Regions from separate parts of the Homo sapiens genome. Here region 1 is linked to region 2. Evidence: chromatin loops called from intact Hi-C (ENCODE). Cell type or tissue: mammary epithelial cell. All regions are shown on one strand. Each heading gives the region's core, and the rest is flanking DNA. Links, peaks and the distances in the headings are about the cores only. Region 1 has its middle 58 kb from the start of GPR135. Region 2 overlaps DAAM1 (dishevelled associated activator of morphogenesis 1).

Region 1 (7,787 bases), core at 1,387-6,386, 120 kb after region 2:
AACCCCTGCTTTTTTTTTGCTTTTATTTGCTTGGTAGATCTTCCTCCATCCCTTTATTTTGAGCCTATGTGTGTCTCTGCATATGAGATGGGTCTCCTGAATACAGCACACTGATGGGTCTTGACTCTTTATCCAATTTGCCAGTCTGTGTCTTTTAATCAGGGCATTTATCCCATTCACATTTAAGATTAATATTGTTATGTGTGAATTTGATCCTATCATTATGATGCTAGCTGGTTATTTTGCTCGTTAGTTAATGCAGTTTCTTTCTAGCATTGATGGTCTTTACAATTTGGCATGTTTTTGCAGTGGCTGGTACTGGTTGTTCCTTTCCATATTTAGTGCTTCCTTCAGGAGCTCTTGTAAGGCAGGCCTGGTGGTGACAAAAATCTCTCAGCATTTGCTTGTCTGTAAAGGATTTTATTTCTCCTTCACTTATGAAACTTAGTTTGGCTGGATATGAAATTCTGGGTTGAAAATTATTTTCTTTAACAATGTTGAATATTGGCCCCCACTCTTTTCTGGCTTATAGAGTTTCTGCTGAGAGATCCGCTGTTAGTCTGATGGGCTTCCCTTTGTGGGTAACCCGACCTTTCTCTCTGGCTGCCCTTAACATTTTTTCCTTCATTTCAACCTTGGCAAATCTGACAATTATGTGTCTTGGGGTTGCTCTTCTCGAAGAGTATCTTTGTGGTGTTCGCTGTATTTCCTGAATTTGAATGTTGGCCTGCCTTGCTAGGTTGGGGAGGTTCTCCTGGATAATATCCTGCAGAGTGTTTTCCAACTTGGTTCCATTCTCCCCGTCACTTTCAGGTACACCAATTAAGCGTAGATTTGGTCTTTTCACATAGTCCCATATTCCCTGGAGGCTTTGTTCATTTCCTTTTACTCTTTTTTTTTTTCTAAACTTCTCTTCTCACTTTATTTCATTAATTTGATCTTCCATCACTGATACCCTTTCTTCCACTTCATTGAATCGGCTACTGAAGCTTGTGCATGCATCATGTAGTTCTCATGCCATGGTTTTCAGCTCCATCAGGTCATTTAAGGTCTTCTCTACACTGTTTATTCTAGTTAGCCATTCATCTAATCTTTTTTTCAAGGTTTTTAGCTTCCTTGCAATGGGTTCAAACATCCTCCTTTAGCTCAGAGAAGTTTGTTATTACTGACCTTCTGAAGCCTACTTCTGTCAACTCATCAAATCATTCTCCATCCAGCTTTATTCCATTGCTGGCGAGGAGTTGTGATCCTTTGGAGGAGAAGAGGCACTCTGGTTTTTAGAATTTTCAGCTTTTCTGCTCTGGTTTCTCCCCATCTTTGTGGTTTTATCTACCTTTGGTCGTTAATGTTGGTGACCTACAGATGGGGTTTTGGTGTGGATTTCCTTCTTGTTGATGTTGATGCTATTCCTTTCTGCTTTTTAGTTTTCCTTCTAACAGTCAGGTCCCTCAGCTGCAGGTCTGTTGGAGTTTGCTGGAGGTCCACTCCAGACGCTGTTTGCCTGGGTATCACCAGCAGAGGCTGCAGAACAACAAAGATTGCAAAACAGCAAATATTGCTGCCTGATCCTTCCTCTGGAAGCTTCGTCCCAGAGAAGCACCCACCTGTATGAGGTGTCAGTTGGCCCCTATTGGAAGGTGTCTCTCAGTCAGGCTACACGGGGATCAGGGACCCACTTGAGGAGGCAGTCTGTCCGTTCTCAGAGCTCAAACACTGTGCTGGGAGAACCACTGCTCTCTTCAGAGCTGACAGACAGGGACATTTAAGTCTGCAGAAGTTTCTGCCACCTTTTGTTCAGCTATGCCCTGCCTCCAGAGGTGGAGTCTACAGAGGTAGCCAGCCTTGGTGAGCTGCAGTGGGCTCCACTCAGTTCGAACTTTCCCAGCTGCTTTGTTTACCTACTCAAGCCTCAGCAATGGTGGACGCCCCTCCCCCTGCCAGGCTGCTGCCTTGCAGGTTGATCTCAGTCTGCTGCACTAGCAGTGAGTAAGGCTCCATGGGCATGGGACCCACTGAGCCAGGCACGGGATATAATCTCCTGGTGTGCCATTTGCTAAGACCATCAGAAAAGCACAGTATTCAGGCGGGAGTGTCCCATTTTTCCAGGTACAGACAGTCACAGCTTCCCTTGGCTAAGAAAGGGAAATCCCCTGACCCCCTGTGCTTCCCGGGTGAGGCAATGCCCCACACTGCTTCAACTTGGGTGAAGCATCCCAGATCGACTTCAGACTGCTGTGCTGACAATGAGAATTTTTTTTATTATTTTTTATTTTTATTATACTTTAAGTTCTACAGTATTTCAAGCCAAAGGATCTTAGCTTGCTGGGCTCCATGAGGGTGGGATCTGCTGAGCTAGACCACTTGGCTCCTTGGCTTCAGCCCCCTTTCCCAGGGAGTGAACAGTTCTGTCTCACTGGCATTCCAGGCACCACTGGCGAATGAAAAAAAAAAACTCCTGCAACTAGCTCGGTGTCTGCCTAAACGGCAGCCCAGTTTTGTGCTTGAAACCCGGGGCCCTGGTGGTGTAGGCACCTGAGGGAATCTCCTGGTCTGCAGGTTGTGAAGACCGTGGGAAAAATGTAGTATCTAGGCCAGAATGCACCATTCTTCACAGCACAATCCTTCACGGCTTCCCCTGGCTAGGGGAGGGAGTTCCCTGACCCCTTGCACTTCCTGGGTGAGGCTACCTCCCCACCTTGCTTTGGGTCACCTTCCATAGGCTGCACCCACTGTCTAACCAGTCCCAATGAGATGAGGCAGGTACCTCAGTTGGAAATGCAGAAATCACCCACCTTCTGCATTGATCTTGCTGGGAGCTGCAGACTGGAGCTGTTCCTATTCAGCCATCATACCAGCAACTCCTAGACATTTCTTTATGTCCTTGAAACATTTTCAGGGAGATGGCAATGCCTGTCTGAAGCATTAGTGCTACAGATGTGGGCTTGGAATGAACCTGGGAGTGTCTGGACTCCCGGAAGGATTGAAGTCTATCAACTATCTTTGAGAACCAGAGTGAAAACAAAGAAGCAAGGTCTATTGTGTATAATCTGCTATCACTGTGTTGTCATTTCCTGAGCCACGTTCTTATCAGCAGTGGCTCTGTTGCCAAATTTCAATTCAAAAGAGCGTTACAAGGTGAAAAAAAAATCCAAATTTTTAGTAGTATTTCCTAGGTAGTAAACACAGGATTTCCTGCATCCGAAATGACTTCAACAAATTGCCTGTTCCTTCAAACGTGATCTGTTGACAAATTTGGACTCTGTTCCTTTAGGTACAGATAAGCTTACTGATGGAAAACTCCTCCAGCTGAGCAAGGGATTTTTGCCAGCTATCCTGCTCTAACAGGCCTGGGAGCCACAGGAATGAGTTTTCATTTCAAATGGATTTCTATTTGGCGTTAATATTTTGTGTGTTTACATCTTGTCTCCCCATGTAGAATATACAATCCATAAGTGTTGGAATCACTCTTCTCTTCTGAGAGCTCAGGCAGGCAGCATGGTGATGAATAAAAAGGAAGGTAGGTGGTAAATAAATGCTTTTGGTTCATTGGTTTAAGAAATAATAAGATGGAAGACTTCTGAAGGATTGACTCAATTTCTGAATACTGGCATTTGTTTCTGGTAGGGAAAGACAGACTTTCCAACTCACAATCTCCACAGGAAGGATGCTCTGTTGACAAAGGGGCAGGAATCTCCCCCTCTCAGATATAATTCTGGTAACACCAGGATAATTTGTAAATCTGCATTAGAAACAGCTCTTTTCCCTATTTCCCATTCTTAATAAAGTGCTTGTGATGAACTGAGTGAAATTCTCTCCCCAGACTTCAGTCACTCTTTGTTTTAAAATCCTCCGTTAGTGCGTTGCTTGCGGAAGCATGTGGTTTCACAATTCCCAGTACACATTTTTGCCCTGAAACTCATTTTTACTTTAGTCATCACAATGATGTACCAGGGAGTCATAGCAACCACTCCAGTTTGCCAAAGGACAGAGAATAGACAGGATATAATCAAAATTCTACAGAAATATACTATTCATGCCATTATATGGAAGTCACCAAGGAGGAAACCTTTCCAGAAAAAGCTAGGGTAAATCTTCAGAGTGAGCCTTGTAATGCATCTTCTATAATGGTTCTCCAGTTGCTGTCGAATACAGCAATGTCCAGGTATGTAATGTGTCCAGTTACATACCTGGACACATCCATGTGAGACACTTTTGGGCTCACAGAGCACAAATCTGTAGCTTCATTGAATTTTCACTGTTCATTTTGTTAGTCTCCTGGGCTTGGTTGTTGAGAACCCAAGAATATATATCTGTTCCCATGCCTCCAAGCTTCAGTGAATTAATGAAAATGAGCTCATTAAAATATGACCATATAAATTTCCATGATTAACATTTGAGAGGGAATTCCTTTACAGAAAAATAGTACTAACTGCCACTTATTAAGGCCAGGCACTGAAACAAGCATTTCCCACAGAACAACCCAATAAAACCCCCAACGAAGTATTTTTGGTCATATTTTACAGATGAGGAAACAGAAGCTCAGGAAAATTAAGATATTTAATCGAGGTCATACATAATTTAATTGTGATCTAACTGGAACTCTGGGCTCTTAACAAATACTGAATAAAAAAGAACCACAAAAGAAACTGCCATTATCTCCTTAATTTTTTTTGTCTTCTATGTTAATGCTGCTATTTTACAAGTTTAAATCTTGAAATGAGAACAGAGCCTGCAGCTAGTTCTCTGGAGCCAAGGCATCACTTTGGTTCTCAAATGGGAATTCTTTAATGATTGAACAGTAGAAGTATGGAACAGCCATAGAATCCTGGGCTTGGAGGGGACCTCAAAGGCACTATACTGGACACTTGATTTTTTATTCTCCTAACATCCCTCTTTTCTGCTAACCATCCCCTGCCTGATCAGATGAGCAATCAAAATGTCCCACACCCCCAGACCAAGGGATAGACATGTGACCCAAGCAAGGCAATCAGCACTGAGGAACACCAAGTCTGGTCCTGATGACAACTCCTGAAGAGACTGCCCTTTTAGTTCCTGTGTCTCCAAACCCAGGAGCTTCCCTGATTCTGGTTTCCTTTCTGAAGCTTAATTCTTCAGCTTTCCTAGCAATTTTGAAAACTGGCCAAAGTCAGATTCTGTTGTTTGCAAGTGAAGGTCCTAACTGATGCAAATGACTAATCTGGGGTCTTCATAGGGCTGATGAGCCAGATAAGCAAGACACTGGGTCCCCATTTCTGCTTAAGCAAAAGCGATCTGTGTGAACCAAGGGTTTTGTTATTAAAGAAAAACTTGAAATGTCACTAATCTAGTCCAAGCACCCTCAGTCTCCGGTAGCTCAATTATGATCATCCAGCCCAGCCCTTAGATCCTTTAATTTTGTTTTTTATACTAATTTATTTTGAAAATTAACTAAAATGCCAAGAATGAGAAAATGACACCTAAGGAATCCCTTTAATTGTCCAAAAATTTGTACCCAGTCAAGAGACAGACTGGGAAATAATTGCCATCTGAACTCACCTATTGACAACTTTTTCAAACCTACTTCCAAATCACATCTGAACTTTCCTTTAAATAACTTATTTATTTATTTTTGAGATGTAGTCTTGCTCTTGTAACCCAGGCTGGGGTGCAATGGCATGATCTCAGCTCACTGCAAACTTCACCTCCCAGGTTCAAGTGATTCTCCTGCCTCAGCCTCCCAAGTAGCTGGGATTACAGGCACCCACCACCATGCCTGGCTGATTTTTGTATTTTTATTAGAGACAGGGTTTCGCCATGTTGGCCAGGCTGGCCTCGAACTCCTGACCTCGTGATCCACCCACCTCAGCCTCCCAAAGTGCTGGGATTACAGACGTGAGCCACTGCGCCTAGCCTAGATAACTTATTATTGTCAATATGGCCGGAAGGGAGGTTCCAAGATGGCCGAATAGGAACAGCTCCAGTCTACAGCTCCCAGTGTGAGCAACGCAGAAGACAGGTGATTTCTGCATTTCCAACTGAGGTACTGGGTTCACCTCACTGGGGGCATGTCGGACAGTGGGTGCAGGACAGTGGGTGCAACGCACCAAACGTGAGCCGAAGCAGGGCAAGGCATCGCCTCACCCGGAAAGCGCAAGGGGTCAGGGAATTCCCTTTCCTAGCCAAGGGAAGGGGGGACAAATGGCAGCTGGAAAATTGGGTCACTCCCACCCTAATACTGCACTTTTCCGACGGTCTTAGCAAACGGCACATCAGGAGATTATATCCCGCGCATGGCTCAGAGGGTCCTACGCCCACGGAGCCTCGCTCATGGCTAGCACAGCAGTCTGAGATCGAACTGCAAGGTGGCAGCAAGGCTGGGGGAGGGGCACCCACAATTGCTGAGGCTTGACTACGTAAACAAAGCAGCACAGAAGCTCAAACTGGGTGGAGCCCACCGCAGCTCAAGGAGGCCTGCCTGCCTCTGTAGACTCCACCTCTGGGGGTAGGGCATAGCCGAACAAAAGGCAGCAGAAACCTCAGCAGATTTAAATGTCCCTGTCTGACAGCTTGGAAGAGAGTAATGGTTCTCCCAGCATGGAGTTTGAGATCTGAGAACAGACAGACTGCCTCCTCAAGTGGGTCCTGGACCCCACGAGTAGCCTAACTGGGAGGCACCTCCCAGTAGGGGCAGACTGACACCTCACATGGCCGGGTACTCCTCTGAGATGAAACTTCCAGAGGAACAATCAGGCAGCAACATTTGCTGTTCAACAATATTCACTGTTCTGCAGCCTCTGCTGCTGATACCTAGGCAAACAGGGTCTGGAGTGGACCTCCAGCAAACTCCAACAGACCTGCAGCTGAGGGTCCTGACTGTTAGAAGGAAAACTAAAAAACAGAAAGGACATCCACACCAAAACCCCATCTGTACCTCACCATCATCAAAGACCAAAGGTAGATAAGACCACAAAGATGGGGAAAAAACAGAGCAGAAAAACTGAAAATTCTAAAAATCAGAGCACCTCTCCTCCTCCAAAGGAACACAGCTCCTCACCAGCAATGGAACAAAGCTGGATGGAGAATGACTTTGACAAGCTGAGAGAAGAAGGCTTCAGATGGTCAAACTTGTCTGAGCTAAAGGAGGAAGTTTGAACCCAACGCAAAGAAGTTAAAAACCTTGAAAAAAGATTAGATGAACGGCTAACTAGAATAACCAATGCAGATAAGTCCTTAAAGGACCTGATGGAGCTGAAAACCATGGCAGGAGAACTACATGATGAATGAACAAGCTTCAGTAGACAATTCAATCAAATGAAAGAAAGGGTATCAGTGATGGAAGATGAAATGAATGAAATGAAGCAAGAAGAGAAGTTTAGAGAAAAAAGAACAAAAAGAAACGAACAAAGCCTCCAAGAAATATGGGACTATGTGAAAAGACCAAATCTACGCTTAATTGGTGTACCTGAAAGTGACGGGGAGAATGGAACCAAGTTGGAAAACACTCTGAAGGATATTATCCAGGAGAACTTCCCCAACCTAGCAAGGCAGGCCAACATTCAAATTCAGGAAATACAGAGAACACCACAAAGATACTCCTCAAGAAGAGTAACTCCAAGACACATAATTGTCAGATTCGCCAAGGTTGAAATGAAGGAAAAAATGTTAAGGGCAGCCAGAGAGAAAGGTCGGGTTACCCACAAAGGGAAGCCCATCAGACCAACAGCTGATCTCTCGGCAGAAACTCTACAAGCCAGAAGAGAGTGGGGGCCAAAATTCAACATTCTTAAAGGAAAGAATTTTCAACCCAG
Region 2 (7,787 bases), core at 1,892-6,891:
TGTAGATCTACTTTTTCTAAGAAATTCATGTTAAGAGATACTATTGAGATACAGTGATACTAATTGCTTTATTTTTCATGAATGCTTCCTTTAGAATTTAATTACCAAAATGAAAAATCTCCTGAAATGTTACCTTGAAGTAATTTGAAGAATGATTTTCAAATTGTTTTGTATCCATTATTTTTTCCTTCTCCCATCAACTTTGCTTTCATTGCCCTTCTTGCCCAGCAGCCTATCTAAATGAATATGCATAGTTAGAAGAGACAATGCAAAAACAATCCAGCTGTTTTGTAACTAAAGAAATACTGTGTGTTATCCAGAAGTAGGGTCTGTGAGAGGGACTGGAGATTCAAACATAGAAGCTAAAACTAAAACCGTACAGCTTCCAGAAGAAACCATACAATTTTTTTTTACCTGTAAGTTGTAGAATTTCTTAGAGAAGATTTACAATCATTAACTATATTTTAAAAATTGATAAATTAGACTTCATTAAAATTTTAAAAAACACGTGGTGATCAAAATATTAACAAAATGAGAAGGCAAGCCACAGGCTAGGAGAAATATTCTTAATATATACCTCTGGCAAAGGACATGTTTCCAGGATATATAAAGAATTACTTTAAATCAGTAAAAATAAGACAGGTAACTCAATAAAAATGGGCAAAAGATTTGAACAAACATTTCACAAAAGAACATGTATGAATGGCCAGTAAACATGTGAAAAGTTATATTTAGCACCAGTTGTCATTAGGAAAACGTAAACTAAAACTGCATTGAGATCGTACTTAACAGAAACTAGAAGAGCTAAAATTTAAAAAAACAGCACCAAGTGTTGATGAGAATGTGGAGTAACTGGAACTGCCGTGTATTGCTGACATGAGTATAAGATGGTACCACTAGATTCTAAGGTGTTAAGTGTTACTTCAATGTATACCTTTGCCAAACTCAAAAACTGTATACTTAACATGTGTACATTTCACTGTATGTGCATTTCACCTCAAATAATAGGCTTTAATCTTTAAAATGCATTGGGCATGTGCCATGGCCCATGCCTGTAATCTCAGCACTTTGGGAGGCTGAGGCTGGAGGATGACTTGAGCACAGGAGGTCAAGGTTACAGTGAGCTATGATCACACCACTGCACTCCAGCCTGGATGACAGAGAGAGACCCTATCTCTAAACAATAAAATAATCAAATAATCCTCACTATATCTTGAAATATCCCTTCCCTTCCTCCCTCCCAGCTTCCCCATCTTCTCTACTTTCTGCACACCTTCCTTTTTTTTTTTTTTTTTTTTTTTCATTTCTGCTATGTCAGACTGCTTTTAAGTACTGATGCAAAGATGAATAGAACAAATTGAGTTCGCGTCTTTTGGGAACGAGTTCACAATGAGAGTCAGACGTACCAATAACATATAGCAATGTGATAAATTCCACAAAGTACAGAGGAGCTACTCATCCCCAGAAAGGCAGGATAGGCTACCTGGAGGGAATAGCTGATGCCTTGTAAAAGCTTATATGAATAGGATTGCCTCTTAGACATGGTGGGCCCTTGGAAAAGGGGAACAGCATGTGCAAACTTTCAGAAGTTGGCAACTTGTGATCAGAGGTAATAGTTTTAAGTGCTATCATTTTTTCTAAGAAAAAGGGCATGAGTTACTGTTATTGTTTTTATTTTCTCTCCTCCTCTCCCCTTTCCCTCTGTTCCCTGTTTCCTATTAGCCCTTCAGAATGCAAATATAACCTGTCACCTTCCCCTCACCAGACATTTCCTGCAGGATGAGTTCTTCTTACTGTCTGTCCCAAGACAGATTTCTCTGCAAGAGTTGACAGTCGACTTGCAAACCAAAACATACCTGCTATGGAACGTTCACCTCTAGGGAATAACGTTAGATCTTCCACCCTCGGGGGGTTGCCTCAGGACTTTCATCTACCAGGAGGACATATCAAAAGTATGCCGGCTTGGCCACTTTTACAACTTATTTCTGCTCAGAAAGGCACCAACTCAACTGTTCAGTAGATAAGACACCAGGCTAGCAGGGGGACCCCTTGCCCTTGCTCACTACCCCCTTACCTTATAAAGATGTCTGTTTTCTGCTCCAAAGGTGAAGTGGCGTATTTAAAGGCAGGACGCTTTGTGCCCCTTCCCCAAGCTAGCTTTGGAGTAAATTCACTTGCCTTGTATCAGACCTTACTCTTGTTAATTGGACTTCGCATGCAGTGAGCAATTAACCTGCTTTTTGGATACACTAGAAGGTGCTGCTGTTGGAGGAGGAGGAGGAGGAGGAGGAGGAGGGGAGGTGGGAAGGTCAGCAAAAGCCATGTCATGAAGGGACCTTTACCTGCTAAGGAATTTGGACTTTATCTTGGAAAGAATGGGAACCTGTAAAGCTTTCTATCACCTTGTCTTCCTAACTAGATTATAAATTCCTTGAAATCAGGATCTGTTATTCATCTTTGTATTCTTTATAACGTCTGGCCCTGGTCCTGGAATGGGTAGGACAGTGAGTAAGTGTTGATTGATCTTGTAAGGCTGTGATAGTTTCTTAGAGTCCTGCCTGCTTGATTCAGCCATATTATGAAATCAAAATGAGTCAGAGCAGAGATACTTTTGGAATGGAGGGGTAGGGATCTTATTATTATTATACCCTGGTCATTGTGCCTAGGCTCTCCCAGTTATTATCGAATTTAATCTGTGTAACTCTCCTCACTCAGAATCCACTAATCCAGATTGCTCATAGGATAAAGAATTAAGTTCACAGTGGCTTTCAAGGCTGCTGTTCATTGTCTGCAGTGCTTTCTACCTCTTTACTTCTTATGTACCTCTAAGCTCTGTATATTTCCTGGGGAAAGCCTTCACTGTCCCACCTTTCCCCATAACAAGTGGGCTCTCAGAACTCAACTTAGTGTGTAACATGTTCCCTCATAATGGAATTTTCCGTAAAAAACCCTCATTGCTTCCCTGATTGTTCATTGTGTTGATCATTCTTGAGTTAGTGTGACTATTTGATTTCCCCTCCATCTGCATGAGGATTGAGCTCCATGATAGCTTTTTGAACCCTGTGCCTATCACAATGCCTGGAATTTAATAGATAGATATTCAACAACATTTTTTTGATAGATGACTATCAGGAATATATGACTATTCTGTCTTCAGATGAAGAAATTGAAGTTCAGAGGCTGAGTCACTTGTGCAAGGTTACGTAAGCCATAAAGCCAGATGTGGAACTCAGGGATATCTGATAACAAATCCCACTCTTTTTGCTAAGAGACACTCAGTAGATGGATGCATTTTGATGTTTGTATCAGTGTCGTGATTTTGCCTACCTGTGTTGACAGAATGAACAGTGTGGTGGTGAAGAACATGGGCTGTGTAACCAGACAGTCTAGACTCGAGTTCTTCCTCCACTGTTTACCAGCTTTGTTGCCTTGAGCAAGCTACTTAATCCTCTCTGACTCAGTTTTCTGGAAAACAGTATAATAATATGACCTACTTTATAGGATTGTTGTAAGGATACACTATATTCATCAATATAAAACACTACTATTAAGAACATAGAAAGTGCTCAATAATTGTTAGCTATTACTATTAGCAGTACCCATTTATTCCTTTCCATTTTCTTACTGTAATCCAAAATCATATGCAGAGACCCTACAGTAATTTTTTTTTGCTCAGTGAAAATTATCTTCCTGCATGAAATACCTGCCCCTAATTCCTAGTTCATATGTGTTCTTTCAATTCAGAATTGGTCATTTCTGCATCTCAGCAGAAGCAGAAGTTATCTACCTGTGACAGCAAAACATATTAAAACCCTTTGCTTTGAATTTCTAGGTTTTAGGAATCACATGTTTCTTCACACCTCTGCTCAGTTAACAAAAACTGTGCTGTAGTGAAGTAAAGGATGCACTCTTAATAGTACAGTTCTCTCTCACACAAACCAAATGTTACCCCCAAAACTAAGCAAGTTACTATTGAACTGTTTGAATAATTGACCTGATTGTTGAGAAGTGATTTATGTCACCATTATTTTCCCATTCATCAATAGTTAAGTGCAGGTATGAATAACAGGAAATTAAAAAGGAAGAAAAATAATTACTTCACATATATAATAGCTGTATGCCAAAATTCTAACATTTTAAACATGTTCCCTCATAATGGAATTTTCTGTAAAAAATCCCTCATTGCTTCTCTGGTTGTTCATTGTGTTGAAATTCTTAATAGCTAGTTTTTGTGGTTAGGGAGTAATACTGTATGTGTGTGTTTTTGTGATGTAACTGTTTACCTTGCCCTTGAAAGTAGCAATTGATTTGTGTTTAAATGATGAAATAACAACAGTACAGTTGCCACCTCTGTGTCAGGCATTACTGCATGCTTAGTTGATTTGCCAATCCTCACAACAGCCTTGCAAGAGAAATGATGTACCTCTCCTGGAGATGAGGATATAGAGGCTTAAAAAGATCATGAACTTCCCAAAGGAACTAGCATATTTTAGGCCATGACTAGGCACTGGAGGTGTGGGTGTTAACAAGATACTGTGTAAGGTGATAACTAGAAGCAAGCCTGGCAAACTCAGTTGGGATTATAAATGGAAGACATCAAAGACAGGCCGATGAGTGGAGAATTAATTTTGCAGGCAATGTGGAACTAATAAAGTTTTTTGAACTGGGAGCTCAAAACAGCACAGGTGCTCCATTTTTAAGGCAGTGGTTCTAAAATGTGGTCTTAGGACCAGCAGCAACACCTGGGAACTTACTGAAAATGCAGTGTCGTGTACCTTTTCCTCCCTGTTCAATCCTAAATGCTGGATGATAAGTGATTTAAGGAACCTTCCTGGTGATTCTGATGCTTGCTCATGTTTGAGAACCACTTCTTTAGGAGAAATCTGGCCATGTTCAGCAGAATTGGAAAGACAAAGAGGAACACTGGGAGGCTATAGCCAGAAGCCAAGGAGAGGTTATTAGGACATAAGTGTTCGTGGTTTCAGTGAGAATGAAAGGGAAAATCAAAGGGGAAAAAAATGAGGTTTTTCAGGGAAGAAATAACAGGACTTGATGACTAAATAGAGGTGGGAATATAAGATGTGAAGTCAGTATCCTAAGCCTACATGTCCATGAGTATTATAGAACTGCAGATATATGCAAGAGCCATTCAGAGGGGGACTTTTAAAATATTCCTTGGAGATCTAAATCTTACTGTGTTTAATTTACATATTTTATTGAAATGGCTAAAATGTCAGATGTAGAATTTCAGAATCTGATGGCAAGGAAGCTCATTTAGATACAAGAGAAGGTTGAAACCCAATCCAAGGAAAACAGTAAAATGATCCTGGAGTTGAAAGATGAAATAACCATTTTTAAGAAAGAACCAAACTGAACTTCTGGAAATAAAAAAATCACTACAGGAATTTCAAAATACAATTGGAAGCATTAACAACAGAATAGACCAAACTGAGGAAGGAATCTCAGAGCTTGAATACCATTCCTTTGAAGTAACACAGGCAGACAAAAATAAAGAATGAAAGAATGTAAAAAAAGAATGAAACTTCAAAAATATGGGATTATGTGAATGCCTGTATTTATTGGCATTTCAGAAAGAAAAGAGAGATCAAGCAACTTGGAAAATATATTTGAGGATGTAGTCAACGAAAATTTCCCCAGTCTCACTAGAGGGGTTGACGTGCAAATTCAAGAAATTCAGAGAACTCCTATGAGAAACTATGCAGGGTAACCATCCCTAAGACACATAGTCATCAGATTCTCCAAGGTCAATGAAAAAGAAAAATCTTAAAGGCAGCTAGAGAGAAGGGGAAGGTCACTTACAAAGGAAACCCCATCAAGCTAACAGTGGACCTTTCGGCAGAAACCTTATAAGCCAGAAGAGATTCAGGGACTATTTTCAATATCCTTAAAGAAAAGAAATTCCAACCAAGAATTTCATATCCTGCGAAACTAAGCTTCATAAAGTGAAGGAGAAACAAAATCGTTTTCAGACAAGCAAATGCTAAGGGAACTTGTTGCAATTAGACCTGCGTTACAAGATCTACTAAAGGGAGTGCTAAATATGGAAATGAAAGAACAATACCTGCCATGATAATGAAGTCTACATATGCACATACAATCAAGTCTACATAACAACCAGCTAACGGCACAATGAAAGGATCAAATCCTCACATATTAATATGGATTCTGAATGTAAACAGGCTAAATGTCCCGCTCAAAAGGCATGGAGTAGCAATTTGGATAAAGAAGCAAGACCCACTGTCTGCTGCCTTCAAGAGACCCATCTCACAAGTAATGGTGCTGATAGGCTCAAAGTAAAAGAAGTGTCAGGAAAGTGGAAAACAAAAAAGAACATGGGTTGCTATTCTTGTATCTGATAAAACAGATTTTAAACCAACAATGATCAAAAAGGACAAAGAAAGGCATTGCATAATGATAAAGGGCCCAAGCCAACAAGAAGACTTAACTATCCTAAATATATACATACCCAATATTGGAGCACCCAGATTCATAAAACAGGATTTTAGAGACCTACAAGAGATTTAGAGAACCAAACAGTGATACTGGGGGACTTCAACACCCTACCAACAGTGTTAAACAGATCATTGAGGCAGAAAACTAACAGAGATATTCTAGACTTAAACTCAGTGCTTGGCCAATTGGACCTAATAGACATCTACAGAACACTCCATCCAACAACAATAGAATATATATTTTGCTCATCTCACATGGCACATACTCTAAGATCAACCACATATTCAGCCATAAAACAAATCTCAGCAAATTCAGAAAAATCAAAATCATACCAATCACACTCTTTGACCACAGTGGAATAAAAATGGAAATCAATACCAAGAAGATCTATCAAAACCATAAAAATCACATGGAAGTTAAACAACCTGCTCCTGAAAGACTTTTGGGTAAAGAATGAAATTAAGGCAAAAGTATAAAAATTTTTTTTTAAATCCTTGAAATTAATGACGACAAAGACAAAATATACCAGAATTTTTGGGACATAGCTAAAGCAGGGTTAAGAAGAAAGTCTGTTGTGCTAAACACCTACATCAAAAAGTTAGATCTCAAATTAACCTAATGATGCACCTACAGGAACTAGAAAAACAAGAGCAAGTCAACTCCAAAGCTAGCAGGAGAAAAGAAATAACCAAAATCAGAGCTAAACTGAATGAAATTGAGATGTGAAAATTCATACAAAAAGTCAGCAAACCAAAAATTTAATCTTTCTTGGAAAGATTAAACAAGATTTATAGACTGCTAGCTAGATTAATAAGGGAAAAAGCAGAGAAAATCTAAATAAACACAGTCAGAAATGACAAAGGTAACATTACAACTGACCCCACGGAAACAAACAAAAAAATCCTTAGAGACTGTTACGAACACCTCTGTGCACACAAACAAGGTGTTTAAGAAATGGATACATTCCCAGAAACACACAGCCTCCCAAGTTTGAACCAGGAAGAAATTTAAGTCATGAACAGACCAATAATGAGTTCTGAAATTAAATCAGTAATACAAAAAAATACCTACCAACCAGAAAAAAGCCCTGGACTAGATAGATTCACAGCTGAATTCTACCAGATATATGAAGAAGAGCTAGTACCAATCCTACTGAAATTATTCCAAAAATTCAAAGAGAAGGGACTCCTCCCTAACTCTCTAAAACCAGCATCACCCTGATACCAAAGACTGGCAGAGACACAAGAAAAAAAGAGAAAAATTCAGGCTAATATCTCTGATGAAGGTAGATGCAAGAATCCTCAGCAAAGTAC

Evidence for each region. Hi-C counts contacts between places; a loop is a spot of excess contacts. Peaks named below come from ENCODE experiments on the same cell type or tissue, not always from the same donor. Only the 100,000 strongest peaks of a DNase experiment are listed, where the experiment ranks them.
Region 1: it touches region 2 in a loop (8-fold over the local background); 2 of 110 quality-filtered maps call a loop at or near these places.

The regions. Positions count from the first base shown.
Region 1 is chr14:59,403,528-59,411,314 of GRCh38, forward strand. No RefSeq gene overlaps it. Among named protein-coding and RNA genes, the nearest start is that of GPR135, 58 kb to the right of the region's middle. In mammary epithelial cell, for the core only: no CTCF peak of the experiment used is centred there; DNase peaks (open chromatin) are centred at 3,334 and 3,914; H3K27ac peaks cover 2,082 bases.
Region 2 is chr14:59,279,258-59,287,044 of GRCh38, forward strand. The region is part of intron 2 of DAAM1 (dishevelled associated activator of morphogenesis 1); the gene reads left to right. Among named protein-coding and RNA genes, the nearest start is that of DAAM1, 94 kb to the left of the region's middle. In mammary epithelial cell, for the core only: no CTCF peak of the experiment used is centred there; DNase peaks (open chromatin) are centred at 2,564, 3,284 and 4,314; H3K27ac peaks cover 3,104 bases.